7 separate regions of the Homo sapiens genome follow, and all the other regions are linked to region 5. Evidence: chromatin contacts called from ENCODE Hi-C or POLR2A ChIA-PET data. All regions are on one chromosome and are shown on one strand. Each heading gives the region's core, a stretch centred on a gene start or an enhancer-like site at or near the end of the contact. The rest is flanking DNA. Distances are from core to core; before and after follow the strand shown.

Region 1 (3,650 bases), core at 308-2,807, 1.6 Mb after region 5:
CCTGCGTGACAAAGTGAGACCCCGTCTCAAAAAAATAAAAAACAAAAAAAACCCCAAAAGACCCACAAACAAACCCCATAGGCAAGCACAATTTTCATAAAATCATTAATAGTTTTCCAAAGCAAAACAGTAAATACCTAAACAACTAAAATTGAGGGTTATAAAAGACACCACAAAAAAAAAACCTCACATAGGGAAACATTTTAGAAGATTCTAGGCTTTATCACTCTCGGTTTTTCTACCTGAAGTTAAAAGCTGTGTATAAAATACAAAGTCAATATTTGATGACAGTTACCTCTGATTCTACTGTGTCTTGTCCTTCTTTTGAACTTTTTCCACTCTTCCCTGCTTTTGGTGATTCCTGGTAAACATCAAGCAAAGTCAATTAGTCTTCTCACTTTTTAGACAGGTAAACATCAGATAAGCCAAATGCAGTTTTAAAAGTGATTTATACAACTACAGCTTCTGATATTTTTAATTCATACCATTAGGAAATTCTATATCATACCGTTTAGGATTCCAACAGTGCAATGCCCCCCAACCCCCATTCAGATTCTTTTCGTTTTATCTGCATTTGAGGTTGAAAACTTCAAGCAGAAAACAGATAAATCCAATTTTATACAGTGCTTCTGGCATTTTGAGATCCACATCACATCCCTTTCTACCCTCCCACCCTAAACCCTATGAGTGAGGATTTCTGGGGTGATAATGAAACGCTACAGAGCTCCACCTGAAGCAGAAACATACCCGCCCCCCCGAATGCAAACGCAGCACCCTTGCTCGCAGCCCTCACCGCCGCCGCCACCCAGGATAATAATAGTGTTCGAGAGCCCCAGAGCGTCCCTCCGGGGCGGCAGAGAATTCCTTACCAGCTCTCAGCGGGGTCCCTTCTCGCTCCCTTTCCCCCGTACAGGGGTCCCTCCCCAGGCGTCTACAGCCCCCATCCCTGAAGCTCCTTTCCGGGAGCCTGCGAGGCTGCGAACCCCCTCGGCGGCCGCACCTGCCCGCCCAAGCCCACGGCGCGCTGTCGGAAACGGGCGCCCCTCCGACCCCCTCCCCGGGCCGCGCCCTCCCTCCACGCCCAGCCCCGGCCCATCACGAAGGTCCCAGCGGCCCGGGCCTGCGCCCCGCGGCTCCGGCGCGATCCCCGGGCTCCCCGCCCCCACCGGGCATGAGGCCGAGAGAAGCCCGGGGATGCCTGGCTCGGCCGCCCTCGGGGACGCGAAGCCCGCGGCGTCAGGCGGGGAACTGAGCCGGGGCCCGGGCGCAGGACCCCGGTGCCGTCGCGCCCTCCCCCGGCAGTCCCTCCCTGCTCCCTCCGTCCCGCGGCCGGGCCCGGACTCACTTTCTCCTTCTTGTTTTTATTCGGCATGGCTGGAGCGGGCCGCCGCCGCCGCCGCCGCCCCTGCCGCCGCCTGCCCCCGCAGCAGCAGCGCCCCCGCCCCGGCCGTCGCGCCCCCGCGGCCGCCGCCGCCGCCGCCGCCCGGGGACTGAGTCTTTCGCTTGCTCTCGCTTCCCCTTTTCCAGACTCCCAGAGGCTGCGGCAGCCACGGCGGCGGCGGCGGCGGCGGCGGCGGCAGCGGCGGCGTCTCTCCGCCCCTCCCCCGGCCGGCCCGCCCCGCCCCTCTCCTCCCACCCCCCGGCCGGCCGCCCCGCCCCGCCCGCCGCTCGCCCCACCCCCGCGCCCGGCCCCGCCCCGCTGCACTCAACAGCGCCCTGCCATTGGTCGACGCGCCCCCACGTACCCTAACGCTCCCCGCTCCCCCCACCCTCTCCGCGCGACCCGTTCACGCCCCCGCCCTCCGTCCCGAGTCGCTGCGAGCCGGCCTCAGGCAGGCCGCGGCCTCCTGGCGCGGGGCTGACCGCTGAGCAGAGCTGAGCCGACTCAGGGGAGGGAGCATGTGGCTGCGACTGCGGTGACAGGGCCGTGGCCCGCTGTGGAGGCGCAAGACAGAGCGTGAGACGTAGGAAATGCACATTTGAAATGTATGGCAACAACTTCTGCAGCCGGCGAAACGCGAACCGTGGCCTCTTGGCCTTGCCCCCTCACCGCCGCGGCTCTCGTTGCAGTCAAGAGTGCCTGGCACGCTTTGCACTGAGGCGCACGGGGAGGCCCGGGAACCGAGCGAGCGGCAGTTTCGCGGGACACCGCTGGGCCCCGCCTCCCCTCCCTTCCCTCCCCTCCCCTTCCCTCCTCTCCCTCCACTCCCCTCCCCTCCGTCCCCTCCCCTCGACCACCCCGTCCCCTGCCCTCCCCTTCTCTCGACCAGCCCGTCCCCTGCCCTCCCCTCCCCTCCCCTCGACCAGCCCGTCCCCTCCCCTCCTCTTCCCTCGGCCAGCCCCTCCCCTCGGCCAGCCCTTCCCCTCGACCAACCCCTCTCCTCGACCGGCCCCTCCCCTCGACCGGCCCCTCCCCTTGGCCGGGCCCTCCCCTTGACCGGCCCCTCCCCTCGACCGGCCCCTCCCCTCGGCCGGCCCCTTCCCTCGGCCAGCCCCTCCCCTCGACCAGCCCCTCCCCTCGACCAGCCCCTCCCCTCACCAGCTCAGCTTTCCGCAGCTCCTCCCGCGAGGTCCCGCCCATCCGACAGCCCGCCCCTCCCTGGTTGGTCCCGCCCTCCGCAGTTTCTCCCGCAAGGTCCCGCCTACCCGACAGTCCCGTCCTTTCCTGGTTGGTCCCGCCCTCCGCAGCTTTTGCCGCGAGGTCCCACCCACCCGACAGCCCCGCCCCTCTCCAGTCGGCCCCGCCCTCCGCAGCTCCTTCCGCGAGGTCACGCCCACATGCGCAGCCCCTCTCCTCCGGCGTCGGCCCCGCCCACCGAGGCGAGGCCTCAAAGACTTGGTGGCCGCTGCGCCAATAGGATTTTATTTTTATTCTTTAATTTGGCTTGATCATAAATGGTGAGGAAACCTCTGCATGACTGGGAGTCACCTGATTTCTCTCAGCTTGTTAATAGCTGTGAGGAGAGGGTGTCCAAGGGAAAAACGTTAACTTTTCAATACAATACTTCCGCGGTCCACCTCGTGCCCAAAACTATTGAAGACGCTAAGGACAGGCGTCCCAGATTGCAGAAATGCATTAGGTAGTAAGACTCTAGGAGCGTACGGATTTCACGTGCGAGAGGCATTGGTGCTTCACCTGTGATGATGAAGGAGCTGCATCTTAACTGGCAGCTTAAAAATCATCGCGTTCTCTTAGCCCCCGGAGTTTTGTTCTTGGAAGTTTCCAGGCAAAGCATTTTCCATTATTCTCAGCAGTTCTGCAATGAGAAAGCTGAAAGACGGGGTAAGAAAAAAAAGATCTAAAGGGAGGAATGTTGTGGGAGGTCCAGAAAGTAAGTTCTGTCTGCGGGTATCTGAATGTCTGCCGGCTCTTAGACGAATATCTGTAGGTAAGCAGGACAGTCTCAACTATTTGTGCGGAATAAGTGGCTTTTTTATTAATAATTTAAGTGGGTTAATGGTGTCTCCAAAACAATTTTGAGGATAGAGCGATGCCCCTAGTTAACTTAATAACATTTTAAAAATAAAATATGTGCTGTCAATTTAATAAGTCCAGGATATATCCATATCAAAAAGGAGTAGCTCTGAAACTATTGGTTTATGGCCATGAACTCTTAGGGAGGCTTAGAGGCATCTCTGAGACAATCCTT
Region 2 (4,008 bases), core at 503-3,002, 1.4 Mb after region 5:
CTCCGCCTCCCGGGTTCACGCCATTCTCCTGCCTCAGCCTCCAGAGTAGCTGGGATCACAGGCGCCCGCCATGCCCGGCTAATTTTTTGTGTTTTTAGTAGAGGCGGGGTTTCACCATGTTAGCCAGGATGGTCTCGATCTCCTGACCTCGTGATCCGCCCGCCTCGGCCTCCCAAAGTGCTGGGATTACAGGCGTGAGCCACTGCGCCCGGCCGCCAGAGTCCTTTTGGTGGCCACGTATTACCTCTGACCATCACCTGCTGCTCAAACCCACACTCACGCCACTGCATGATCCCTTCCACCCCAGGGCCCTTGCACACGATGAGCCCCTGGCCTGCAATGCCCTTCCTTCACTTCCTTCATCGTCACCTTCTCAGTAAAGCCCTCCCTGCCTCTTTTGTAAATTTCTTCCCATCCTCTATACCCTTCCCACCTCTCTCCCCATCTTTAGCTTTTCCCTGTATCACTTATTCAACACAGCATAGATTTTGTTGAAGGCAGGGGTTTCTGCCTTCTGTTTAATGCTAGCTGCCCAGTGCCTAGAAAAGTGCCTGGCATCCAGTAGGTGTTCAATAGATATTTATAGAGTTAAATGCACTAAACTTAGGAGGCGGAAGTTGTTTTTTTTGGAGGCCTTTGCCCATTTCACTCCCTCCTTCCCGTTCCACCTTCTAGGTTTCTCATTCCCTCTGCTTCTTCTCTTTTGCTGGCTCTGGCCTGCAGCCCTCTTGCCCCTGGTGTAAAGGGCTCAAAACGCCAGACAGCTCTGCCGCCATGGGGAGGAGACCCTGACTGAGAAGCCAGGGCCCCGGCCTCCAGGGTCACCAGTACCTTGGGCAGGCCGGGGTGTCGCTGGGGCTTGGGTGACTCCACCAGGCATGGAGGGGGTGGGTACTCCCAGCTGGCTCGCCAACCTTCGCTTCTTGCCTCGCAAAGGCAACCTGGCGGAGGGTCTGTGGGTCAAGCAGAGTCCAGCTCTAGTTTCTCCCCTTCCAGGCTGTGCGCCCTCAGCCAGGCCTCTCCTCGCCTACAGGGCTCGCGGACACTTCTGACCCTCACTGAGGTCGTAAAGATTACAAGTCAGTGGTCCACAACGACTGGCGTCGGGCCCGCCGCATACCCACTATGTACGACTGGCCGCTAAGTCAGCCGAGGCCCTGGGGCTCCGCTCCACAACCCAGCCCACGGTCAGCTTTCCTGGGCTGCTCCGTCCCGCGAGGCCATCGCCCCATTCATATTCGGCAGGGCATTTCCACGCGTCCCGTCTCAGGCAAGCCCCAGAGCACCCTTTTTCGGGCAACACTGTGCCCACTTCACTGGAGAGGGAACTGAGGTCCACGTCATTGGGAGAGGAACACGTGACATATTGAGCTCTTTCCTCAGCAAGTGACCTAACCCGCCTTGCCCTCGGCCGTGAGCAGAGGGCCAGACCGGAAGTCCGCTAGCTCTGCTGTTCCGAGGCCCGCCAGTCTCCAAACCCCGGTCTTAGATCGAGGTCTCTGGCCGTTTCCCTCCGCAGCAAAACCCTTGTTCCAGGACTACACCAGACGGGTCACACGACCTAGATCGGCACGGTCACATGTCCCGCAGTCCGGTCATGTGCACCCTCGGACCAATCCCAGCGGCCAGGAAGGAGAGGCATTGTGATTGGCCCATGCCCTTCAGGGGGCGGGACTCCTGCTGAGGAGGGCCTTCCCCGTTCTCACCTCTGCGTTCCGCGTGAATCTCGCTCACTCGCGAGATTGGGCGTCTGACAGGTGCCCTTAGGTCCCACAATGCACAGGCCGGAGGCGGGGCGGTCCTGCATTGACGCAACCTCGCGCGCCGCTTGCGTCACCTCTCGGTGCCGCCCTTGAGATTGGGGCATTTCTCGCTGAGATCCTGCACTCGGCTCCAGGTATCCTGGAGGAAAGAACGAACTTCTCCTGGGCCCAGAAGTTTAGGTCCGCTGTCGTCCCCCGCCTGCCTCTAAGGCCCTCTCCTCGCGACAGCCTCTGAAACCATCGGCTCCTTCCTCATTTCTGTCACGGCCTGGCTTGCATTCCAAGCCAGGCACTCATTTCATGTTTATTGTTCCAGCTGGACTAGGGGTACTTAAACCGTGGTCCATGGCTGGGCTTCCGGGGCCGTGACCCCCTTAAATTATATGCAGTATGTAGCTTGTTGTGGGTGGCTTCTGTCACACTTAAATGCTGGGTGCCATCACAGGACTGGCAGGGCCCTACTGTGGTCGTCAGTGCGCTCTTTGTCAGCACAGAGCCTGACGCAAATGTCCAAAGGTGCTAATTAGACAGAGGCAAATATCCCAACTGTTGCCCTCTGCACACACCTCGGTCTACTCTTTTAAGACTACTTGCTGTTACCTGCACACACCTTTATTTATTTATTTATTTATTTATTTAATTTTTGAGACAGGGTCTCGCTCTGTCGCCCAGGCTGGAGTGCAGTGGCGCGATCTCGGCTCACGGGCTCAAGCGACCCTCCTGCCTCAGCCTCCCGAACAGCTGGGACTACAGGCCTGCGTCACCACGCCCGGCTAGTGGTTTTTTTCTTTTTTTTTTTTTCTTGAGACGGAGTCTTGCTCTGTCGCCCAGGCTGGAGTGCAGTGGCGCCATCTCGGCTTACTGCAACCTCCGCCTCCCAGGTTCAAGCGATTTTCCTGCCTCAGCCTCCCGAGTAGCTGGGATTATAGGCGCTCGCCACCACACCCGGCTAATTTTTGTATTTTTAGTAGAAACGGGGTTTCACCATGTTGGCCAGGCTGGTCTCGAACTCCTGACTGCCTCGGCCTCCTAAAAGTGCTGGGATTACAGGCGCGAGCCACTGCGCCCGGCCTAGTTTTTGTATTTTTTGTAGAGACGGGGTTTCGCCATGTTGCCCAGGGTGGTCTTGAATTCCTGAGCTCAAGTGATCCTCCCGCCTAGGCCTTCCAAAGTGCTGGGAGTACGTGAGCCACCGCTCCTGGCCCTGCACACAGCTTTTGATTGTACGCCTTCCTTCTGTCATCATGCTGTTCTCTCTGACCGAACAAATCTCTCTTCATCTTTCTATCAAACATCGATTGAGTTTGAGCGAGGGCGTGGAGGGGTTGAGCACAGTGCCAGGCACTGGAAGCACGTTGGTGAACAAGACAAGCCTGGGCAATGTTCCCACAGAGCTCACGATCTAGCGGGGGAGACAGGTTGGAGATAGGGGAGAGGCTGCGGGCGTCTCAGATCTGGCACCAGAGAGATCCTAGACTCCAGGATAAGCAGTCAATAGCTAGGTCAGGGCTGGGCGCGGTGGCTCACGCCTGTAATCCCAGCACTTTGGGCGGCCGAGGCAGGTGGGTCACGAGGTCTGGAGTTCAAAACCAGCCTGGCCAACATGGTGAAACCCCATTTCTACTAAAAACACAAAAATTAGTCGGGCGTGGTGTCGGGTGCCTGTAATCCCAGCTACTTGGGAGGCTGAGGGAGAAGAATCGCTTGAACCCGAGAGGCGGAGGTTGCAGTGAACCGAGATGGAGCCACTGTACTCCAGCGTGGGCGACAGAGCAAGACGCAACTCTGTCTCGGGGGAAAAAAAAAAAAAAAAAAAAAAGCCAAGTCAGGGCAAGATGTGAAATAGCACGTTGGAAGGCTCCTGGGTAAGATTTGACCTGTCACAAGAGGAGAGAAGGTAGCCGGGGCAGCGATTTGATTTCCGGAATGGTGGTTGCTAGGCAGTGTTCGGAATGGATCAGATGGGTGTTTTTGTAAGATCCCTCTGGCTGTTAATGTTAGGGGTGCAAGGGCAGGAGGGAGTTGGGCAGCCAGAGGCGGAAAGAGAACAGCCAGAACAGAGGCTGGATGTAGAATTCTGAACATGTGTGGGAACCTTTCTGGGCCTCAATTTGTCCATCTGTAAATTGGGAGGTAGACTCAATCTTTACGGTCCTCCCACCTCTGATTAAAATTTAGCAACAGTCAGCCGGGCGCGGTGGCTCACTCCTGTAATCCCAGCACTTTGGGAGGCCGAGGTGGGCGG
Region 3 (3,882 bases), core at 1,376-3,875, 1.2 Mb after region 5:
TGAGCACGCCACCGCACTCCAGCCTAGGCAACAGGATGAGATCCTGTCTCTAAAAACAAAAACAAAAACATGTTTAATAGCCAACTGTCAAAAATATGTTTGTAACTACTAACTCTAAAAAGTAAATTTTGGTTTTCCAATTAAGGAAAATGTATTTCCTATATTTTAAATCAGAAAATAGTCATAAAAAGTCACTTATACTCAGAAATAACAACAAATAAATGCCAACTCATTCATGGAAAAAAATGTTTAAGTTACAATTAAAAGAGAGTAGAAACATCTGCAACACAATGCAAATGTATCTACAAGATACTACCACATGAAAATGAAATTTTACCCAAAAAGCGTTAAAACACTCAAATTATGCAGGTAAGGGCAATTTACGTATTTCACATTTATCTTGTTTAAAATAATTTTTTGGTGTGGTTTTAAAAACCTTGCCTCCTTTTACCCTTCAGGGAATAGCGTCCCACTAAAAGAGAACACTATTGTAATGATACTTCCAGGCAAGAAACCTGTCTTTATGATGTAAAACAGGGCTACCAGATCCAGATAAGGTCTGCCATTAGGATGCTTCAGAAGTCATAACATTTCAAAGAAAAAAAAATTTTTAAGTAATTCCTACATTAATAATTGCTAGTTAGTGAATTTAGTTTTTAAGCACATCGTATTTTTATATAAATATAAATTTTTATAACTTAAAATTCTAAACTTAATTTCCTGAGACAAAATTGGTCCTTTCACTCTGATTATCAATGTCAAGACAGCAGCTTCTTATTTGACAGTCAGTATTTAACTATATTTTACATCTACTGAGTGTTTCAGGGCCTTAAAGTTCATTATGATTATTATATTATTAATTACAACGTGCACTGTAACATTCCCTTTTTAAAGAGGTGCAAATAGAAGTTAAATAACTTATCCAAGGTCACCCAAACAAGTCAGTGACAAAGTTGGGAGTAGGAGTAAAACTTCAGCCCCTAGACTGAAGACTACTTCGAGCTTTTGCAATTCCAAACGAGGAAAAAAAAAAGGTCAAGCGATTTACCCTTAATAACTTCCAACAGCATACCCTAAATACAGTGGTACACTTATTATCATAAAGACTAAGAAAAAAAGATTCACCCTGAATCAAAGAAACAACTTTGCTACATTTAGATACCACTGTCATTTCCCTAGCTCTTGTAACAAGCGAAAATCCTGTACTGGATCTGGCTATATTAAATCCTGAAGAATGTTCACTCTTCAATATGAACAATTTATTTTCATGCTAACATGCATTTACGACTTAATCTTTTATCACCTTGTCCTATTTGGAGGTGCTGTGGGATGCATTAATTTCCTCACTCTTCCATGACATCAAGTCAAAGACTACAATCTCAAAAATAAGCAATTCTCAGTGAAAACATAGTTACATAGCCAATGAAAGAAAAACTCTAATAAATGGCTGCTTTTAAAGAGATACTTTTAAAGGATGCTTACATGTTTCACAGAATTACCGGTAACTCGCCCGCCAAGAAGGATGGTCCCTTTAAAGCAGCTTTTAAAGCATATCACTCCCTGTTTGGGACACAGTCTGACTTGTTGGACAAGATTAATCTGGGCACTCTCACACAACCCCTCTGAACCAGCTTAGTTCACTGGAAACATCATTTCAACTGTAGTACTCAGCCCTTCGCATACTACAAGGGACAAGATGACTCTCCTTAACAATCTTTCAGAAGGTCCCCACGGCGGAGACAGTGACAGCCGTCCTCCCGCGGATGTTTTTGGAAATAGAAATGTTAACACCAGGAGAGGCTCCTAGGAAGTGTCAGTGCGGCAGCAGGTGGAGTAGCCCTGCGTGCCGAGCAGGTTCTTTCTGACCTAGTCTCAATGCTCCGCTTCCCGGCCCCGGTTCCGCCTTACAGAGATCTTGTTAAGCCGTCTTGCGTCCCTGTTCTCTAACCCAGGGCGAGACTTCCAACCCTCCAGGGAGGCGAGGCAATCGAAGCAGACAAGACGGCCACCTCACCTCTTCCGGGGACTCGCAGGCCCGCTCCCTGGCCATGTCAGAGCCTGATGGACCAGGCTGGAGGGGACGCAGCCGGCTCCCCCGGGAGCCTCCCAGCCAGAACCCCCGCGCCCCACGGTCCCTTTCCACTGCCCCCACCCCTTCGAAACGCCACCGCCACCACCCTCCTTACTCCTGAATCCCCTCTCCTCAGGAGTACCCCAGTGGAGTTACCGGCCCACTCAAAAGTAAGAGCGACGGCCACCCCTCTCGGTCACCCTGGCCCCACTGTCACCGCCCTGCTCCCGGCCTCTGCCTACGCCGCTGGCTGGCTCCGGTGACGCCCGGGTCGGTACCTTGCGGACCCCCTTGTAGATATAGAAGTACAGCTCCCGGCCCACATTGAAGCAGAGGCGGTCGCCGTTGCCAGACTGGTCGTTGAGGTTTACGAAGGAGACGCGGACAGGGTTGGATCCCTGCGAGTTGAAGGGCACCCGGTTGGGCCGGCTGTACTCCGAGTGCGGCAGCAGCTTGTACAGACCTTCCCGGGTGGTGAATTGGGTCTTAATCTCGTTCATCTCCTTCCCTCCTCCCTCCGTCGCCATCTTGGAAAGCAGCGTTCATCCTGCCCTAAGTGCCCGGATCACGCCCACCGCGCAGGCGCTGTTCCTGGTGCTCCCTCTTCCCCCACCCCCTGCCTCTTCCTTCTCGCCCCTCCCACCCGCGGGCCAGCCCTGCGAGGGCGGGCCAAAGGGAAGGGGTGGGCTTGTTTACGGCCCGACTGCGCAGGCGTGCTCACCTGGCGTGCTCCACCCGACTGGGCGTCCGCAGGCTCCTCCCCCGGGTGTGGCCTCCGGGCGGCATGGCTGCTTCCCAGGTGATGCCGGCTTCAGCTAGTGGGGTCTAGTTGACCGTTCCGCAGCCGCCAGGGCCAGCGGAAAGCCGGTCAGGGGGAACCGCGGCGGGGCTGGTGTCATGAGCCTGAGGTGAACTTGAGGGTGCCTCCTCAGCGGTCTCCCGCCCTGCCCTGAGGGGCGCCGGGACCCCAAAGAGCGGAGGAAGAGCGCCACCCCGACGGCCACCGCTTCGGAGCCAGCACGCGGGGTACCCTACGGGGAGCGCGGATGCCCCCGTGTTCGGGCGGGGACGGCTCCACCCCTCCTGGGCCCTCCCTTCGGGACAGGGACTGTCCCGCCCAGAGTGCTGAATACCCGCGCGACCGTCTGGATCCCCGCCCAGGAAGCCCCTCTGAAGCCTCCTCGCCGCCGTTTCTGAGAAGGTACCAAGGGACTCAAGATTTACGCTTCACTATGTTTTATTTCAGGCGGGGTAGGGGGAGAGAAGAATGTGGTACAGCATAGGTGTTCTCAAGCCAGATATCCTAATTCCTGCGTGTGATGAGCACTGGCGGCCTCCGCTTCTTAGCGGAGGTTTGTCCTCTCCAGCTGTTCAGAAACACGGGGCGGGGAAGCGCTTTGGGAACCGGGGACTGAATCTTTTTAGGATTCACTGATCTTGCTCAGTAGGTTACGAAGAGCTCTTAATAAAATTTAAGGTAATTGTTTTTTTTTCCAGAAGCCTCAGGTGGAGTCTGTGAGATTATTTACTAGTAGATCCATAGGGATAGTTGTATGCATGTAATGTACAGGGTCTAGATTTATAAGGACGGGCACACGTGTCAAAGTAAGATTCAACAATCACTATTTTATACCTGGGTTTCTTGGCATGTTACACCAGAATAAGAAAGCTTCTAAAGTGACAGAAACATTCTAATAGAATTCCAGGGAGGGGGGAAGCCAACATTTGTAACACCAAGAATGATCTATTCCTGGAAGTTCAGATTATATCTGGAGGGGCACAAAAGAAGTGAATGGAGAGAATTTCTAAAG
Region 4 (3,718 bases), core at 768-3,267, 1.5 Mb after region 5:
TCACAGAAAAACATGCGAGACCACATTAAGCATTTACGTAACGTATGTATACACAGTACAATACAGGATAATATGACGTAACACCAACTCAGAGCATTATGAACCGAGAGCGCCACCAAGATCCTAAAAACGTATAAAAGGTTTTTGTTACTAAAACTGCTCTCATGTCAATTTTTTAAAGAAATGAAACAAAAAATGCTATATACTCTGTGAATAAATACATATTTATATTATTTATGTGGATAAATACACACACACACACACACACACACACACACACCCACCCACCCACCCCCCACAGGGAGAAAATGGTCTGGAATGACACACAGCAAACTCCAGGCAGCAGTCACTTTGAGATGTGGGGATGGTAGACCAATCTCAGGGGATAAGGTTAGGGAAAATTTCAGTTTTATTTGCAATGAAGAAAAAATGTAAATGGGGCCGTATTCACATATTAATTGATTACTTGAAAATGGCTTTTAAAAAAAGATTTGAAAAACAAAGAAGGAAACTGACCAAGGCAAGAGGAAGGCTCAGGGTTAGGTGGGCTCCGGATGCTCTCAGCTCTCATGGTCCCAGAGACCAGTTTAGATGATTCCACTGACTACTTAATTTTTTTTTATTTTTATTTTTATTTTATTTTTTTTTTTAGAGAAAAGAGGGAAAAAACCAAGGAGGCTTGGTAAAAACAGGGTCAGGGTCACATCCAGCCCATTCGAGAAAAACTTCCAAGTCCACGTGTTTTCCATTTTTTTGGTGTCAAGACCTATTTACATTCTTAGAAAGTATGGAGAACCCTAAAGAGCTTTGATTATGGGGGTTATATCCATTGATACTGACCATACTTGAAAATTTTAAAAATATTTACTTATTCATTAAATTAGCAATAGGTTCACTTCATGTTAAGTAATATTTTATGAAAATAACCTTATTTTCAAAAAGAAACCAGCGAGAAAATGGCCATGTTGTACATTTTTGCATGTATCTTCAATACTCAACAGAAGACAGGCGGATCTGCCGACATGCTTCTGTGTTCAACTTGCTGTGATATGCTATTCTGGTTCAAGTATATGTAAAGAAACACCCCAGGCTCAGACAGACACGTCTGGTGGGAAAAGGGAGGTTTCAATGCTTCTCAAAAAATTGCCGATGTTCTTCTTTGCCTATGCTAAAATTCAACAAGTGATAGTTCCTTAAAGATTAGTTGCAATGAGGAATCTGAAACCATGTTGATGAACCTGTCAGTTACATGAACACCCGGCAGTGTGTCTTACACTTTGGTGGCTCTTCACCCACGCTTGTTTGTAGCATCGTTCGTTGGTCACTGAGAACACACTGCTGCATGTGGTGTGTGACCTTCCACCGTATACATCAAGAAACCCCACTTGCTAATGTCACCACCCCTCTCAGCAGAAGAGTCTGTGGCACTGGGAGCTGCCACATTTACACTGGCAGATAAAAGTTCTCCAAAGTTCAAATTTTTCTTGAAAGCTCAAATTTTACCATGGGCCAAAAACAGTGTCGCAGTTGTTTTCCCCTCAATTGATAAGCTCACTTCATAGATTTTCTAGAAAATATCAGCCAAATATTTAAGTCTTAATATCCACAGTTTGTCTGCTTTTTGTTCTGTCAAGTAAAAATGATTTTACATTACTATTCTCATAATTTAAAGTTCCTGGAAAAAGTGGCTATTTTGGCTCATAACTCACACATCACATGGGCGCTTTTCTTCGAGACGGCCATCACACTCCAGCATGCTAGAACGGCTTCATGTGAACTCTGCATTTCGTCACGCAAAATTAAAAAGGAGGCTGGGTGCGGTGGCTCACGCCTCTAATCCCAGCACTCTGGGAGGCCAAAGCAGGAGGATCATTTGAGCCCAGGGGTTTGAGACCAGCCTGAGCAACCCAGTGAGACCCCAGCTCTACCAAAACAACAACAACAAAAAACCACGCTGGGTGTGGTGGTGCTTGCCTGTAGTCCCAGCTACACAGGATGCTGCGGTGGGCGGAATGCTCGAGCTGGGGAGGTTGAGGCTGCAGTGAGCTGTGATTGCGCCATTGCACTCCAGCCTGAGCAACCAAAAAACCAAACAAAAACAAACCCAAACAAAAACAAAACTAAAAACAAACCCAAACAAAAACAAAACTAAAAACAAACCCAAACAAAAACAAAATTAAAAAGGTATACAAAAGAGTTGAGACTTAAAAAACCAGTAACTTCATGCTTTATCGAGGACATTCTTGGGTCAGACTGGTGTGTTGCTAGCTGAACACCGCTGTCCTGCTCGATGAAAGAAAGGCGCCATATTCCTCACCATTGCCTTTGCACCACCAGGGCAAACGTCCACACAGTGAGAGGTAAATTAGATCTTGGTAATCTTATGAGGCAGTGACGGCCTTGCAAACCCCCTGGAAAGCAGCTCTGTGACCCCAGGGGCCACAGGCTGCCCAGGGTGAACACTGCTCCATGCAAAGGCTTCAGAGTTCCAAGAGAGCGATTATCAAGTGCTACCCCCCTTTGAGAAGTCTGACCAATTACATAAAGCTGGGAAAAAAACCAAAACCGACAACCCATTCCTAATTATACATGTACAGAAACTGTCTACAAATGTAAACACACATATACAGACACCCTCACCACCCACCTCTTCCTTGAAGCCCACCAAAAATAAGAACCAGCAACTCAGGAAGAAGTGGAGGTGGTACTTTAGGGCTTGAGGGTTCTTCAGGACTTGTTCCCTAGAGTGAAACATAACTTTTTCATAAGTTATAAGTTAAAATACCATAATTAGAACACATTGCTCATGAGTAACACAACCAGCAGACAAAAATCCATGTGTATTATAACGAGGTCACATACATCGATGACAAACTGAAAAAACCTAATCACTGTTAACAGCTCAAATTCTACTGAAAACACCAAAATATCAACATTTAAAAACAATAAGATATAAGGTTATAGTTGGGACCCCACTTATTTCAAATATTATTTAATTAAAGCAACATCTGCATTTAAAAACAACTAAAGGGAAATGACACGGAAAGCCACCCTATTTGAGATTAACCACAGATATTGCTCACTTTTTTTTTTTTTTTTGAGACAGAGTCTCACTCTGCTGCCCAGGCTGGTGTGCAGTGGCGTGATCTCGGCTCACTGCAACCTCCGTCTCCAGGTTTAAGTGATTCTCCTGCCTCAACCTCCCTAGTAGCTGGGATTACAGGCACCCGCCACCACGCTGGCTAATTTTTGTATTTTTAGTAGAGATGGGGTTTCACCATGTTGGCCAGGCTGGTCTTGAACTCCTGACCTCAGGTGATCTGCCCACCTTGGCCTCCCAAAGTGCTGGTATTACAGGTGTGAGGCACTGCGCCTGTAATACCAACTTTTAAAGATGAAATTTCTTATGAATGTGATACTAAAACTCTCTTCTTCAAAAGAGTTAAAGATGAGGAGGGGAGATGTATATAAATGCCAATTTCTTATTTTACTCTAGACTTCACGGACTGGAGCACGGGAACAGAAAGACTGAATAGGGAGCATTAAGTATACTCTGAACTGAGGCCGTGGACATGTGCTTAGGACCATCTTAGCAGGTAACTATACACAATCTATAAGCAGAGCATAGTGCAAACTCCAGAGGTACTGATGATACTAATTTCTTCCAAATGGTGAAATGCCAAGCAAACTGCAAGAGATGAAAAGGCTGGGTAAAAGA
Region 5 (3,940 bases), core at 1,071-3,570:
ATATCTCGAAAACTGGAGTTTTGTGTTTGATTTAAAATTACATTTGCTCTGCCTTCTCAGGAAGGTGACTTAGCGGTATCACAGAAGCAGGTATATGGCTTTTTCTTTCGACAACCACAAAAGCACTTACCAAATCTGTTTCAGGATTCTCACATTCAGGACAGAGAACAAATTTTTTAATGAATCCATCCAACATGTCTTGCAGCTTATTCGCCTCATGAGATCCATTGACAATGTAACGGTCATTCTTAACATCAAACTGGGTCTGTGCTCCCAGCTCACAACCAAAATATTTGGTGGGATCTATTTGAATGAAAAAGGAGTTTGGATCGTTACAGTTAACTAGATCTCTGGCTACTCACTCACATTTGTACGAACACCACTTTTTTTTTTTTTTTGAGACAAGAGTCTCACTCTGTCACCCAGGCTGGAGTGCAACGGCGTGGTCTCAGCTCACTGCAACCTCCGTTTCCGGGGTTCAAGCGATTCTCCCCCTTCAGCCTCCCAAGTAGCTGGGACTACAAGCGCATGCCACCACGCCTGGCTAATTTTTGTATTAGTAGTAGACTCAGGATTTCACTATGTTGGCTAGGCTGGTCTAGAACTCCTGACCTCGCGATCCGCTTGCCTCAGCCTTCCAAAGTGCTGGGGGTTACAGGTGTGAGCCAACGCGCCCAGCCATCCACTCTTTAAATGCGTTCCCCTGGTAGTTTTGTAAACTCATGGCAACCAATAAACCACGGTTCCTCACTTAACTTGTAAGGTAATTAGCTAGCATACAATTAGAACAAGTTTTGCAGCTCAAAGACTTTGAAGACTCTATCCATAATATGCCCTGTGGACTTTTCCAAGCTTTACTTACACGTTGGAGGCCGATTAAGCGCCTTTGCAACGTCAACCATGTTGACTATAACTGTCTTGATTCCATTGCCTTTGCCCTCAACCTAAAGGAAATAAGAATTTTAGTTGTGCAGTTTCCCCTGACAAATGCAAACTTCAAAATTCTACAAAAAGAGCTATCAACTAAATTGAAGAGCAGTTTATTACCTTGGCAATCAGACGGGGCATCTTGTAGCGATAGAACTGGTCTGACACGCTGCGGTTGACATTGACAGACATTTTGGCTTATTAGTGGCTTTATCAATAAGATGAAGAGATCTTTGATTGCAACTTTTTGGTATCTTCTGTCTGGAGAAGAAGGGATGACATAAACGACTGCAAGAGTTCTCGGTCTCTGACATGAAAAAATTTTCGCCACTGAGGCTGTAAGCTTCTTGCTTGTATGCTATGTTTCCCCAATACAGGTACCAATGGCTGCGCAACAGCTCTGAAAGAAAAAGGGAAAGAACACACAAAAATCCCCCCAGGTTTAACATCATCGCTGGATGGAAACGCCTCCTTTTTACATCCTAGTTATGCTTCTGCTTAACTCCACCTTAAAAAGCATCTGAGATCACATGCAAACAGCCATTCTCATGTAACACAGTACAATCTGCGGGAACATAAAAAGGCCTCCATTTCGACTAAGCTGTGACTGGTAGGGAAATGCCTGACAAGAAAACACAAGCTGTGCTGCCTCAGCCGCCGTGAGATTCCATCAGACCGAGGGCAATCAGCAGGTTTGCCTCTGCGGCCATCCTGGAAGTGCTGAAGAACGAACCCGAGCCCTCTCCGCCGCCCACCCCGCCTGGATAAGCAAACTTCTCAGGCACACCCCCGTTCGTCTTCATTTTTAAGGGCAACCTAGGGAACTGTTCTCTACAACTAATCGTTGCTTCGGCAACCATGGCTTACTTCAAAGCAGCACTTCCTTAAACGCAGCGCTCGCCCACAATTTGCCATTAAGCAAGAGAGCGCGAGCGAACGCCAGGCTCGCCCCGGCCTCCCTTTTCCTCGCTATTCAAATACTCGGTTAACCTTCGCCCTGGTCCCCATGGCTACCGCGCTCCGAGGCGTTTCCGCGGGGGCTGGCGAACCGGGCAGCTCCGCGAAGGAGGGGGGCGCGCGACCGGGGCGTCTGGCCCCATCCCCAGCGCGTCCCCCGAGAGCCGGCGGCCCCGGAGGGTGCACAGCCGGGAAGCGACACACGGCCGAGGGGTGCCGGGATCGGGCCGCCCCCGCCCCAGAGCGCGCGATGACTCACAAATGCAGCAGCTGAAGCCTGAGTCAGCCCGAGCGGCGGGCACGCGCGACGCGCTCCCGCCATGCCGGGGAGGGGGCGAGGCCGGGCCGGGGAGCGCGCGGGGAGGGGGCGGCCGGCGCCCGGGCCCGCGCCCGCCCGCCGTCCGCCCAAACTGCGCCACACGCCGCGGCGGGGTCACGCGGCGGCCGCCGCCATCTTGTGCGGCCGCCATCTCCTGGCCCGCCGCGCCCGCGACTCACCGTTTTCGTCAAATAAAGACATAAACCCAACGCTGCTCGCCCGGGACTGGGATGAAGTGAGGCGCGATATAAACCCGAGTCCGAGTCCGAGGAGGCGGAGGCGAAGCGCAGCGAGGAGCGGCCGGGCCAGGTGCCGCCGCCGAGCAGCGGGGAGGGGCTGTCCCAGCGACGTCCGCGGTCCACACCCGTCAGCGCCGGAGCTGGGCGACCTGGCGCGGAGAGACGGCGCCGTGAGCCGTGGGCGGTCGGGGAGTGCACCTTCCCCGCCAGCCAGCGGCCCGAGGGGTCGAGGGGGCGGGAAGCACCGGGCAGGGGGCCGCCCCTTCACCGGACTCACCTCTGGAATGTTCTCGCTCTGACTGAACAACGCCGCCGCCGCGCTCAAGCTACCCTCGGCCCCAGCGTCCGCCCCCCGCGTCAGGCCTCACTGCCCATTGGCTGGAGGCCTGCCACAGCTCGCTCGTCATTGGTTCGCTTGCGACGTCAATCGCATCTTTCCGCGCCCCTTCTGCTTCCTGAGGCTCAACTCGCGGCCTCGGCCCGCCTCCAGCCCCGGTCTCGCTTCCTTCCTCTCCCCTCCCCCCGCCTTTCCCAGAGGTCTTCGCGGCGCAGCCCTTGGGTCTCGCGAGACCCGGAGTGGCCCTGGTGGCGGGGCCGGGGTACCGGGGGCCGTTCTTTGTCGGTTTGGGCCTTGAGGGGGAGATGGTGGTTGGTCCCCTCCCTCGCCGGGTCTGGGACAGGCCGCGGCGTCATGGCGACTCCCGGGACGCAGGAGCCATCGTCCTCGAAACTGCTTTCGAGGCCGTGTTTTTGCGGCTGCCACCTTCGGGGAGAGGAACCCGACCGCGTTCTCCCCGCAGCGGGCGCTCATCTCCCTTTCCCGTTCTCCCGGGACGCCCGACTCCGGGCCTCGAGGAATGAGTTGTTTTTCCACCTTAAGCCCCAGGCCTGGGTCTTTCATCCCAGGGACGTCTTCTGTTTCGGACTCGGGGTGGATTGGCCGCTGGCGGAACGAGTCCGTGACTCGCCAGTGACCGCCCAGGGCGGTCGCGAGGCCGCGCCGCCTCGGTGTCGGCCCGCAACCCAGCCTGCGCGCTTAGCTCAGCGCGTCGCCTCCCGTTTTCGGAAGAGGAGGCCCTTAATTGGTTTGGAATCCTGGGGCCTCCTGAAGGCGCTTCGTGGTGGGTTCCCACCTTCTGGTGAAGGCCTCCCTGCTCTCCCAGGGTTGAAAAGCGCTATCCTTCGTGCTTCTCTTGTCACCTTTCTCCTAGTGGGCATCACGTCGAGTCCACCCCCTCTAGTTTATGACTTGTGAATTCTTTGATAAGCAAATCGTAGCCCAGAGCAGGCATTTATAATGAGATTCCAATGTATTCCGTTGAAAATTACTATTATTTAGGCCGGTCGCGGTGGCTCACGTCTGTAATCCCAGCACTTTGGGAGGCTGAGGTGGGCGGATCACCTGAGGTCGGGAATTTGAGACCAGCCTGGCCAATATGGTGGAACCCTGTCTCTACTAAAAATACAAAAAATTAGCTGGGCGTGGTGGCTCGCTTGT
Region 6 (3,967 bases), core at 55-2,554, 1.4 Mb before region 5:
CTGAGAGGGCACACGATTGCGGTCCTGCCACAGTTCCCACGGCATCATTCCCCTTACCTCCCCATGGCCCAGAATAGCACTCGCTTTCACAGCCCTAGCACACTGGAGACACCGCACAGAGGAACCTCGGGAGGCAGAGTCTTTCCCTCATTCCCAAGGCACAAGCGGCACCAGGTAAATCACACACCCCGGGTCATCCTCTAACTGCTCTACAGGTGCAGACTTTGTGTCCCAATCACTAGGCAAGGTAAGCTCCACTTTTTACCTGCCCCAGGGTATTAATCACCCCAGTCAGAGTGATGATCAATAAGATCAACACGCCTGAAATCCACAGGAGAAAGCCAGAGAAGGCCTGGGAGCTCACTGCCCTCACATCCCACCCAGAACTGGACACTGCAGCCACACGGAGTCCTATTTCGCTCTCCTGCTGCCTGGCTTCTGCCTCGCCCTCTTCCTTCCCTTCCTCTGCCTGGCTAACTCCTACTCGCCCCCACAGGATTCCGCTCAGACTGTTCTTCCAAGAAGCCTTCCGTGCCATCCCTGCAGGTGCGCCTGCACAAACCTGTGCCTGCCCCGACCACCTGTGGCGACTCCTCCTGCTGGTCTCCCCAACTAGGCTGGGGAGCTCCCGGGAGACGGGGCACATCTGTCTTGCCTGCCTTTGGTCTCCCGAGAAAGCCGCCGTGCCTGGCAGGGCCGCGCGCTCCATGAATACCTCTTGGGACAGGAGGGGCACTCTTCGGGTTGACTCCATGCAGGACGCCCCGCTCCCCAACCTCTCCCAGGACATCCTGCACGGGACAGTCCTGAGAAAGCACCAGGCGGGTGCCGCTCACTGCAGGGCGGCGACTAACCGGGATCGTGGAAGAGGGCGCGGGGGCTAGGGGCAGGGACCCTTTTCTTTCAGGCTGTTGGACAGGGTGGGCGAACGCTGGGGTCCTCACATCCCCCTCACTGACCCCAGCCCTGGGCGTGGCCAGCTTGTGTCCCCGCGGCCTCCCAGCTTCCGGGAACGCGGGGCCAGAAAGCAGGGCCCTCCAGCCCCCCGCTCAGGCCTCAGAGGGGACGCTGAGGCCCGGCCCGTTCCAGGCCCCGACGCAGCGGACCCTCGGCAGCCCGCCCGACACTCACCGAAGACCTCCTGCGAGTAGCGCTCGGCGCACACGCCGCGGCTCAACTCCCTCTGGCTCACGCGGACCTTGAGCTGTAGCGGGGCCACGTCCGCGAAGGGGCAGCTCCGCTTGGGCATGGCCGCGGGGCCGGGAGCTACGCAGCTCCCCGGCCGCCAGCCCCTTACCAACGACGCCGTGACGTCACAGCTGCGCGCCCATCCGCGGGCGAGAGCGGGTTTGAGGAGAGGGAGCGACGCGGCGCGTCATAGGCTGCGGGCGAAGTGGGAGGCGGGACTCCTGCGCGGAGCGGCGCGGGATAGGCCGAGGGAGAGATCGGGGGTGGGACTCGTGCGTCGGTGTACTGGACTCGACGCCGCGGGAAAGGCCAGGGGCCAGGTTGAGGATCAGGGTGGGCGGGTCCGTGGGAGAGATTTGTGCGCGCGCCGCTCAGGATAGGCGGGAGGAGAGACTAGGGGCGGGGTTCCTATGCGGCGCGAAGCGACGAAGGGTGGGAGCCAGGTCGCGGCATTCGGCTGCGCGGGAAGAGCCAGGGGGCGGGGGCGAGGCCGAGGGTCAGGACGGTGCAACGAGGGCGGAGCTTGTGCATCGGGGGCGGGCCTCGTTTGAGGATCGGCGTGGGATAGGCCAGGGCGACGTCGGGGCGGGTCTAGTTTGAGGAGCGGCGCGGGATAGGCCAGGGCAAAGTCTGGGGCGGCTGGGTCGGTGGCGGGATTCCTGTCAGCTTTTGTTTGGTTCCTAAACGGTAGACACTGGTTATAGTTCCTCATTTACTTCTCCGAAGTTAAGAGGCAGCCCGCTTCTTCCTAGCTCTTTTTTCCCCTTTAGAGACAGGGTCTCGCTCTGTCACCCAGACTGAGTGCAGTGGCAGTCTCGGCTCACTGTAGCTTGCGCCTCCCGGGCTCAGGCGATCCTCCCTTCTCGGCCTCCCCGGTAGCTGGGACCGCAGGCGCGCGCCTCCGCGCCCCGCTTTTTGGTTTTGGGTAGGAACGGGGGTTTTTCTGTGTTGCCTCAGCTGGCTTAGCTCCTCACTGTGGCGGTCTCCGCCTTCCAGAAGTAAAGGCGTGTGGGGGCTGCGCTCTGAGGGCCGCGTGCGGCTGCCGAGCGCCCCCGGGCGGGGGTATGCGCCGCTGTGTGGAAAATGTTCTTGCACAGCGGGTTCGTCTGACTTGGTGTCCCCATGCCGCGAGGTGCACCCGCGTCGTCCCTTCTCCGGGGTTCTGCTCACCAGAGGCGGCTCTCCCCTGCCCCGGCGGGTACAGAACCGACCCGTCCTGTGGCGTGGGCTTCGCCCTGTGAGAGATGACAGCGTGCTGGCAGCCCTCGCTCGCTCTCGGCGCCCACTCTGGCCGCGCTCGAGGGGCCCTTCAGCCCGCCGCTGCACTGTGGGAGCCCCTCTCTGGGCTGGCCGCGGCCGGAGCCGGCTCCCTCAGCTTGCAGGGAGGTGTGGAGGGAGAGGTGCGGGCGGGAACCCGGGCTGCACGTGGCGCTTGCGGGTCAGCGTGAGTTCCGGGTGGGCGTGGGCTCGGCGGGCCCCGCAATCGGAGCCACCGGCCCCAGGCAGTGAGGAGCTTAGCACCCGGGCCAGCAGCTGCGGAGGATGCGCCGGGTCCCCCACCAGTGCCGGCCCGCCGGCGCTGCGCTCGAATTCTCACCGGGCCTCAGCTGCCTCCCCGCGAGGCAGGGCTCAGGACCTGCAGCCCGCCATGCCTGAGTCTCCCCCCTGCCGTGGGCTCTTGCGCGGCCCCCTGCTCCGCGGCACCCGGTCCCATCGACCGCCCAAGGGCTGAGGAGTGCGGGCGCACGGCGCGGGACTGGCGGGCAGCTCCACCTGCAGCCCCGGTGTGGGATCCACTAGGTGAAGCCAGCTGGGCTCCTGAGTCTAGCGGCGACTTGGAGAACCTTTATGTCAAGCTAAGGGATTGTAAATACACCAATCAGCACTGTGTTTAGCTCAAGGTTTGTAAACTCACCAATCGGTACCCTGTGTCTAGCTCAAGGTTTGTAGATGCACCCATGGGCACTCTGTATCCAGCTAATCTGGTGGGGATTTGGAGAACCTTTATGTCTAGCTGTGGGATTGTGGACGCACCAGTCAGCACTCTGTGTTTAGCTCAAGGTTTGTAAATGTACCAATCAGCACTCTGTATCTAGCTAATCTGGTGGGGACTTGGAGAACCTTTATGTCTAGCTAAGGGACTGTAAATACACCAATCAGCACTCTGTGTCTAGCTCAAGGTTTGTAAAGACACCAATCAGCACCCTGTATCTAGCTCAAGGTTTGTAAATGCACCAATCAGTGCTCTGTGGGGACTTGGAGAACTTCTGTGTCTAGCTCAGGGATTGTAAACACACCAATCAGCGCCCTGTCAAGACGGACCAATCAGCTTTCTGTAAAACAGACCAGCCCTCTGTAAAATGGACCAATCAGCAGGATATGGGTGGGGCCAGATAAGGGAATAAAAGCAGGCCGCCCGAGCAGGCAGTGGGAACGTGTTGGTGTTCTGCCACATGTTTGGGGCTTTGCTCTTTCACTCTTTGGGTCCACACTTTTTATGAGCTGTAACACTCACTGGGAAGGTGTGTAGCTTCACTTCTGAGGCCAGCAAAGCCACAAACCCACCGGGAGGAATGAACAGCTCCAGACACACTGCCTTAAGAGCTGTAACACTCCTTGTGAAGGTCTGCAGCTCCACTCCTGAAGCCAGCAAGACCGTGAGTCTGCCAGAAGGAACAAACTCCAAACACGTCCAAACATCAGAAGGAACAAACTGCAGACATAACAATTTTAAGAACTGTAACAGTCAACTGTGAGGACCTAGTGCTTCATTCTTAAA
Region 7 (3,921 bases), core at 899-3,398, 1.4 Mb after region 5:
TGACACAAGGTAAAAAAAATAAAATCACTGATTCTAATACATAAACTATGCAATAAAAATATCAAGGATTAGCAATGGTCAAGCTACTCAAAATACAATTAACTTTAAAAATGCAGATTAAAATGTATTTTAATAAAATGACGAATATGCATTGAAAAATGACCACAAAGACATAAACCAAAAATGCTGACAGTGATTATATCTGGGTCAAACAATTCCCAGTGATTTTTACTTTAGCTGTATAGTACATTTTCTACAATGACTATATGTTTTTTGGAAAAAAAAAAGAGTAGATAAATTTTTTTTTTTTAACTTTTGTGGCTTCCACTTAGGAATACATAATCCCAAACATCACAGTAAACAACCCTCAAAAACATTAATACTCTAAATATGCTCAAATGGTTTATTTGCCTTGAACATTCCACGTGGATATAAGAAAAAAATATTCTTTTACACCCTGCTAATCTCTGGCAGGAAACCAAGGCTACAGGGAAGCATCTTCTGAGTAAGAATAGCCTTTGAAAGAAACAAACCATCAGAAACACAGTGTGTGTTAAGGATGGGGCAGACAGTACAGGGTCTCTCACTGAGAGAACCATACAGTTTTTTGAAATTTTAAGAAGCTTGTTGGCAAATATTTTTAGACAATCTCCAATCCCTAGAGGCTAACCTTGGACATCATCCTTAGGTTCTTAGATGGACACGCCACACCCAAAGTGGTTGTAATGGGCTACAAAGTGGTTGTAATGAATCCATGAGAAAGCCTGCCTGCAGGCAAGCCCCAGACTTAGATGAATGTAACCTTGCTGGTGGGCGATCATTATTTGAGGAGACAGCTGGAACACGCTAACTCTAGCCTCTTCCCCCTACTAGGTGCCTAACCTGAATCTTTTTTTTTTTTTTTAATCTGTAAAATTAGACTCAAATATTACAGGGTTATCATTAACATCATCGAAGCATTAAACAAATATGAGGTATGATCAGTGAAAACAAGCAGTGGATGGGGAGCTGAGACACTGAGTCTAGTCTCAGGACTAAGATTAGCTGGTGACCTTGGGTGAAATCACTTAACCTGAGCCTCAGTTTCCTCAGGTGTAAAATCAGGATACACCCGTTCAGCAAGGATGCTGTGAGAGCATCCACCTACAACAGTGATGCTCGCAGGCCCGGGGCTGGCACCGTCGCTCTGTGGGCCTCGGCCTCTGGGTCCCCACAAGGCAGGGCTGGGACACCCGCCCGACCTCCTCCCGAACCAGAACCCCGGCTGCCCCCAGCTCCGCGGGTCTGCCCCCGACACATCCCTCCCGAAGGCCACTTGGCTTGGACACAAATCGAAACCGAAAAGCTCATGTGACACTGGAGGCAGGGATGCGGCCTCGCCCGCTCTCAGCCCAGGGAGACGCTGTCTCCACCCAACTCGGCCATCTTGAGAGGCCCGAGCAGACAAAGCGACCCCATTGTTTTGGGTGACGGCAGACGGGGACCCCTTTCCCCTCCCCGCGACCAGGAGCGGGGCGCCCTGGGGGCTCCGGGCCGGGCAGTGGGTGTGGCGAGGGCGAGCCCCGGGCGCCGCGCCGGCCTCTGCGGGGCGTCTGCGGCCCTGGGGACCCGGCCGGCGGGACGTCTGCGGCCGCCGGGCTCTGCCCATCCAGGGGTCATCTGCAGCTGCCGGGCTCCTCCCATCCCGGGGACATCTGCGACCCCGGAGGACCTGGCAGGCCCTGCATTCCGCGAGGCCTGGCTCTGGCGACCCTGCCCTCCGCGGCCCCGCACCTTTGAGCGTGGAGCGCTCCACCAGCACCGTGTGGACCTGCGGGTCCGAAAGGAACTTGCGCATCTGCTCCAGGGCGCTCTTCTCCTCCAGCGCCGCCTCCAGCGCGGCCGGCGCCTCGCCGCCGTCCTCCAGCAGCAGCGGCACCAGCTTGCGCAGGTGCTTCTGCAGCACCGACACGTCCGCCACATTCTGCACGGCCGACACTTCCAATCCGGCCGAGCCGTCCTCGCCGCCGCCGCCCCCGGGCTCCGACATGGTGTCGCGCTCGGGACCTTCCAGGAGCGATGAGAAGGCGGCCGCGACTCAGCGAGACAGCCAGCAAGAGACAGAAACGGCCGCCGGAAGCCGGACCGTCCGCTAGCCCACCGCAGACTGAGGAGAGCGGGAGCCGGCTCCGCCCTAAAGGCAGCCACTGCCAGGTGGCCCCGCCCCGCCCCGCCGGCCGCAGCCGCCGCAGCCACCCGCGCTCGCTCGCGGCCTTAGCGTCACGGCGCCGCGCGTGCGCGGGGGGCGGGCCCGGCGATGTCGCCGCGCGCCCTTCTGGGACTTGTAGTCTCGGCGCTGGTCGGGGCCCGCAGCCTCCGCACTGCGAGTCCTAGGAGATGGGGACTTGGCTCAACGTCCTGGCTCGGCGCCCGGGCTTGGCGAGGTTGGTCAGGGGCTGCGTCTGTCTTCTTCACTGCTGTGGACGCAGCGAATAGCACACAGCCAGAGAAACTTTATAGTGAATCAGTGATGTTATTGGCGAGAGCTAACGTTTAGTGAGCGCTTAGCCTGTGCCCGGCGTTGTTCTAAGCCCCTTAACCTCTCATTAAATGTTCTCTCATTGAATGAATGAATGACTACGTATCAGGTACCAAAATATAGGCACGACAGATGTGTTATTAGATATAGACCGGGAGATTGAGGATACTTTTCAGAGGGGGAGGAGATGAGGGGCGTGCTCAGAGAGTCCCATTGCCAGGCTGGAAACGGACAGCTGGGGAGGGGGCCTTCGGGGCAGTGTAAGGTTAAGCCAGGAATGACACCTTCACTGTACGTAAAGCCAAGCTGTGATGGGATCTGGTTCCTAATGACAAAAATCATTGTCCCCGAGGACGCTGTGAGGACCAAGAGGGAGACCTACTGAGAACAGCTACCTCCAGCAATGGCTCTCCTCCAGCCCCCTAGAGCTGGCACTGTCATTCTGTGGGCCTCAGTATCTGGGTCCGTACAAGGCAGGGGCTGGGTTGCCTGCCCACCAAGTTTCCCCCTAGTTCGGACCCACCACGACCTCCTCCCCTACACCATGACTACATAAGAGCCAGAATCCAGGCTGCCCAGCTGGGTGCGGTGGCTCACACCTGTAATCCTAGCATTTTGAGAGGCTGAGATGGGAGGATTGCTTGAGGCCAGAAGTTCCAAGACCAGCCTGGTCAACCTAGCGAGACCCTATATCTATGTGTATTTAAAAATTAAGAATTTTGTAAAATAATAAAAATAATAGAATCCAGGCTGCCCATCTTTGTAGTTTAGAGATGGTAGGTTCTTCTAAGGGGTAGTAATTGGCCTTTGAAAGTTCACATTCATAACTTCTTTCTTAAGTTGGGTGGAGAGAGGGAAGCCAATGGCGTTTTTTTTTTTTTTGGTTTTTTTGTTTTTTTTAAACATCAAAGTGCACTGTCAGAGTGCCGAGTCCTGATTGGTGGAATGATGATGGTATGATTTGATTCTCCCAAATCATCTTTGAAAAACTGTGAAACATACAATAAGCTTATTCCTTGCCTAATTACCGGTTGCTGGGTCCCAGGGGGTTGCTGGAACACGGAGACTAATCAGATGATTCTTGTCTTTAAGGAGCATGTGGAAGAGGGGACAGATGAATACCCCATCTTCCTGCTCTCCATCAGTCCGCCCTGGTGTGATGTGCCTAAGCAGTTCCGAGTAATCTTCCTGGAAAAAATAAATAGGCAACTGCGATGAGTTTGTGCAAGGATCCTAATGGTAATGAATAATAATAACACACCACTGACAGCGAACGCTGAGTGTTCACTGCGTGCTAGGCACCATGCAGAGGGTTTCCCCTCACATGTACTTTAGGGGTAGAAAGAGGGACAAAGAGGAAAGTCTATTAGGTGCAGATCTGTGAACTCTGAATAGGCCATCCA

Evidence for each region. Hi-C counts contacts between places; a loop is a spot of excess contacts on that map. ChIA-PET counts read pairs that join two places held with the same protein, here RNA polymerase II (POLR2A). Pooled maps may share reads with other maps.
Region 1: a loop to region 5 is called in a pooled map, with 23 times the contacts of the local background. The contact joins the promoter of PPP2R5C here to the promoter of EIF5-DT in region 5. A Hi-C loop is called at or near these places in 1 of 37 single-sample maps with no recorded cell type and 9 of 50 pooled maps. POLR2A ChIA-PET finds 5 or more read pairs at or near these places in 1 of 52 experiments (activated CD4-positive, alpha-beta T cell).
Region 2: a loop to region 5 is called in a map of CD8-positive, alpha-beta T cell, with 13 times the contacts of the local background. The contact joins the enhancer-like site here to the promoter of EIF5-DT in region 5. A Hi-C loop is called at or near these places in 2 of 168 maps with a recorded cell type or tissue (CD8-positive, alpha-beta T cell and naive thymus-derived CD4-positive, alpha-beta T cell) and 12 of 50 pooled maps. POLR2A ChIA-PET finds 5 or more read pairs at or near these places in 3 of 52 experiments (CD4-positive, alpha-beta T cell and activated CD4-positive, alpha-beta T cell).
Region 3: a map of CD8-positive, alpha-beta T cell shows a loop between it and region 5 (9-fold over the local background). The contact joins the promoter of WDR20 here to the promoter of EIF5-DT in region 5. A Hi-C loop is called at or near these places in 2 of 168 maps with a recorded cell type or tissue (both CD8-positive, alpha-beta T cell), 1 of 37 single-sample maps with no recorded cell type and 12 of 50 pooled maps. POLR2A ChIA-PET finds 5 or more read pairs at or near these places in 2 of 52 experiments (activated B cell and activated T-cell).
Region 4: a loop to region 5 is called in a pooled map, with 9 times the contacts of the local background. The contact joins the enhancer-like site here to the promoter of EIF5-DT in region 5. A Hi-C loop is called at or near these places in 8 of 50 pooled maps. POLR2A ChIA-PET finds 5 or more read pairs at or near these places in 3 of 52 experiments (CD4-positive, alpha-beta T cell, CD8-positive, alpha-beta memory T cell and GM12878).
Region 6: a map of naive thymus-derived CD4-positive, alpha-beta T cell shows a loop between it and region 5 (26-fold over the local background). The contact joins the promoter of SIVA1 here to the promoter of EIF5-DT in region 5. A Hi-C loop is called at or near these places in 1 of 168 maps with a recorded cell type or tissue (naive thymus-derived CD4-positive, alpha-beta T cell) and 10 of 50 pooled maps. POLR2A ChIA-PET finds 5 or more read pairs at or near these places in 1 of 52 experiments (CD8-positive, alpha-beta T cell).
Region 7: a map of ascending aorta shows a loop between it and region 5 (4-fold over the local background). The contact joins the promoter of DYNC1H1 here to the promoter of EIF5-DT in region 5. A Hi-C loop is called at or near these places in 1 of 168 maps with a recorded cell type or tissue (ascending aorta) and 9 of 50 pooled maps. POLR2A ChIA-PET finds 5 or more read pairs at or near these places in 1 of 52 experiments (activated CD4-positive, alpha-beta T cell).

What each region holds. Positions count from the first base shown.
Region 1 is chr14:101,759,616-101,763,265 of GRCh38, reverse strand. PPP2R5C (protein phosphatase 2 regulatory subunit B'gamma) reads right to left here and starts at 1,557. Exons shown (of 16, transcript NM_001352913.2): 1 at 1,346-1,557; 2 at 296-361. The coding sequence starts at 1,372. RefSeq lists silencers at 922-991, 1,042-1,261, 1,402-1,641, 1,652-1,811, 2,272-2,321 and 2 more.
Region 2 is chr14:101,945,900-101,949,907 of GRCh38, reverse strand. No RefSeq gene overlaps it. Among named protein-coding and RNA genes, the nearest start is that of DYNC1H1, 17 kb to the left of the region's middle. RefSeq lists enhancers at 1,333-1,522, 1,823-1,942, 1,647-2,308, 3,631-4,008. Within about 2 kb of position 1,752, at least 33 of the 41 ENCODE cell types and tissues checked have a DNase peak (open chromatin) inside an H3K27ac peak, as active enhancers do; they include CD4-positive, alpha-beta T cell and CD8-positive, alpha-beta T cell, where a contact is called at or near this core.
Region 3 is chr14:102,138,640-102,142,521 of GRCh38, reverse strand. WDR20 (WD repeat domain 20) reads right to left here and starts at 2,625. Exons shown (of 3, transcript NM_144574.4): 1 at 2,350-2,625. The coding sequence starts at 2,598. It also overlaps a transcript of HSP90AA1 not described here. RefSeq lists enhancers at 2,370-2,529, 2,540-2,589 and a silencer at 3,190-3,385.
Region 4 is chr14:101,818,015-101,821,732 of GRCh38, reverse strand. The region is part of intron 3 of PPP2R5C (protein phosphatase 2 regulatory subunit B'gamma); the gene reads right to left. Among named protein-coding and RNA genes, the nearest start is that of PPP2R5C, 58 kb to the right of the region's middle. RefSeq lists an enhancer at 950-1,209. Within about 2 kb of position 2,017, at least 10 of the 41 ENCODE cell types and tissues checked have a DNase peak (open chromatin) inside an H3K27ac peak, as active enhancers do; they include CD4-positive, alpha-beta T cell and GM12878, where a contact is called at or near this core.
Region 5 is chr14:103,333,040-103,336,979 of GRCh38, reverse strand. It overlaps EIF5-DT (EIF5 divergent transcript), which reads left to right and starts at 2,320. Exons shown (of 1, transcript NR_158216.2): 1 at 2,320-3,940. It overlaps EIF5 (eukaryotic translation initiation factor 5), which reads right to left and starts at 2,743. Exons shown (of 12, transcript NM_001969.5): 1 at 2,720-2,743; 2 at 2,383-2,591; 3 at 1,048-1,327; 4 at 863-944; 5 at 131-303. The coding sequence starts at 1,119. RefSeq lists silencers at 1,888-2,127, 2,238-2,287, 2,428-2,847 and an enhancer at 3,168-3,287.
Region 6 is chr14:104,750,484-104,754,450 of GRCh38, reverse strand. It overlaps SIVA1 (SIVA1 apoptosis inducing factor), which reads right to left and starts at 1,304. Exons shown (of 4, transcript NM_006427.4): 1 at 1,132-1,304. The coding sequence starts at 1,249. The region is part of intron 2 of LOC107987209 (a long non-coding RNA gene); the gene reads left to right. RefSeq lists enhancers at 1,209-1,278, 1,289-1,338, 984-1,485, 2,189-2,278 and a silencer at 1,439-1,808.
Region 7 is chr14:101,962,800-101,966,720 of GRCh38, reverse strand. It overlaps DYNC1H1 (dynein cytoplasmic 1 heavy chain 1), which reads right to left and starts at 2,148. Exons shown (of 78, transcript NM_001376.5): 1 at 1,774-2,148. The coding sequence starts at 2,029. RefSeq lists silencers at 1,456-1,665, 2,156-2,315 and enhancers at 1,191-1,800, 1,801-2,411, 2,456-2,595.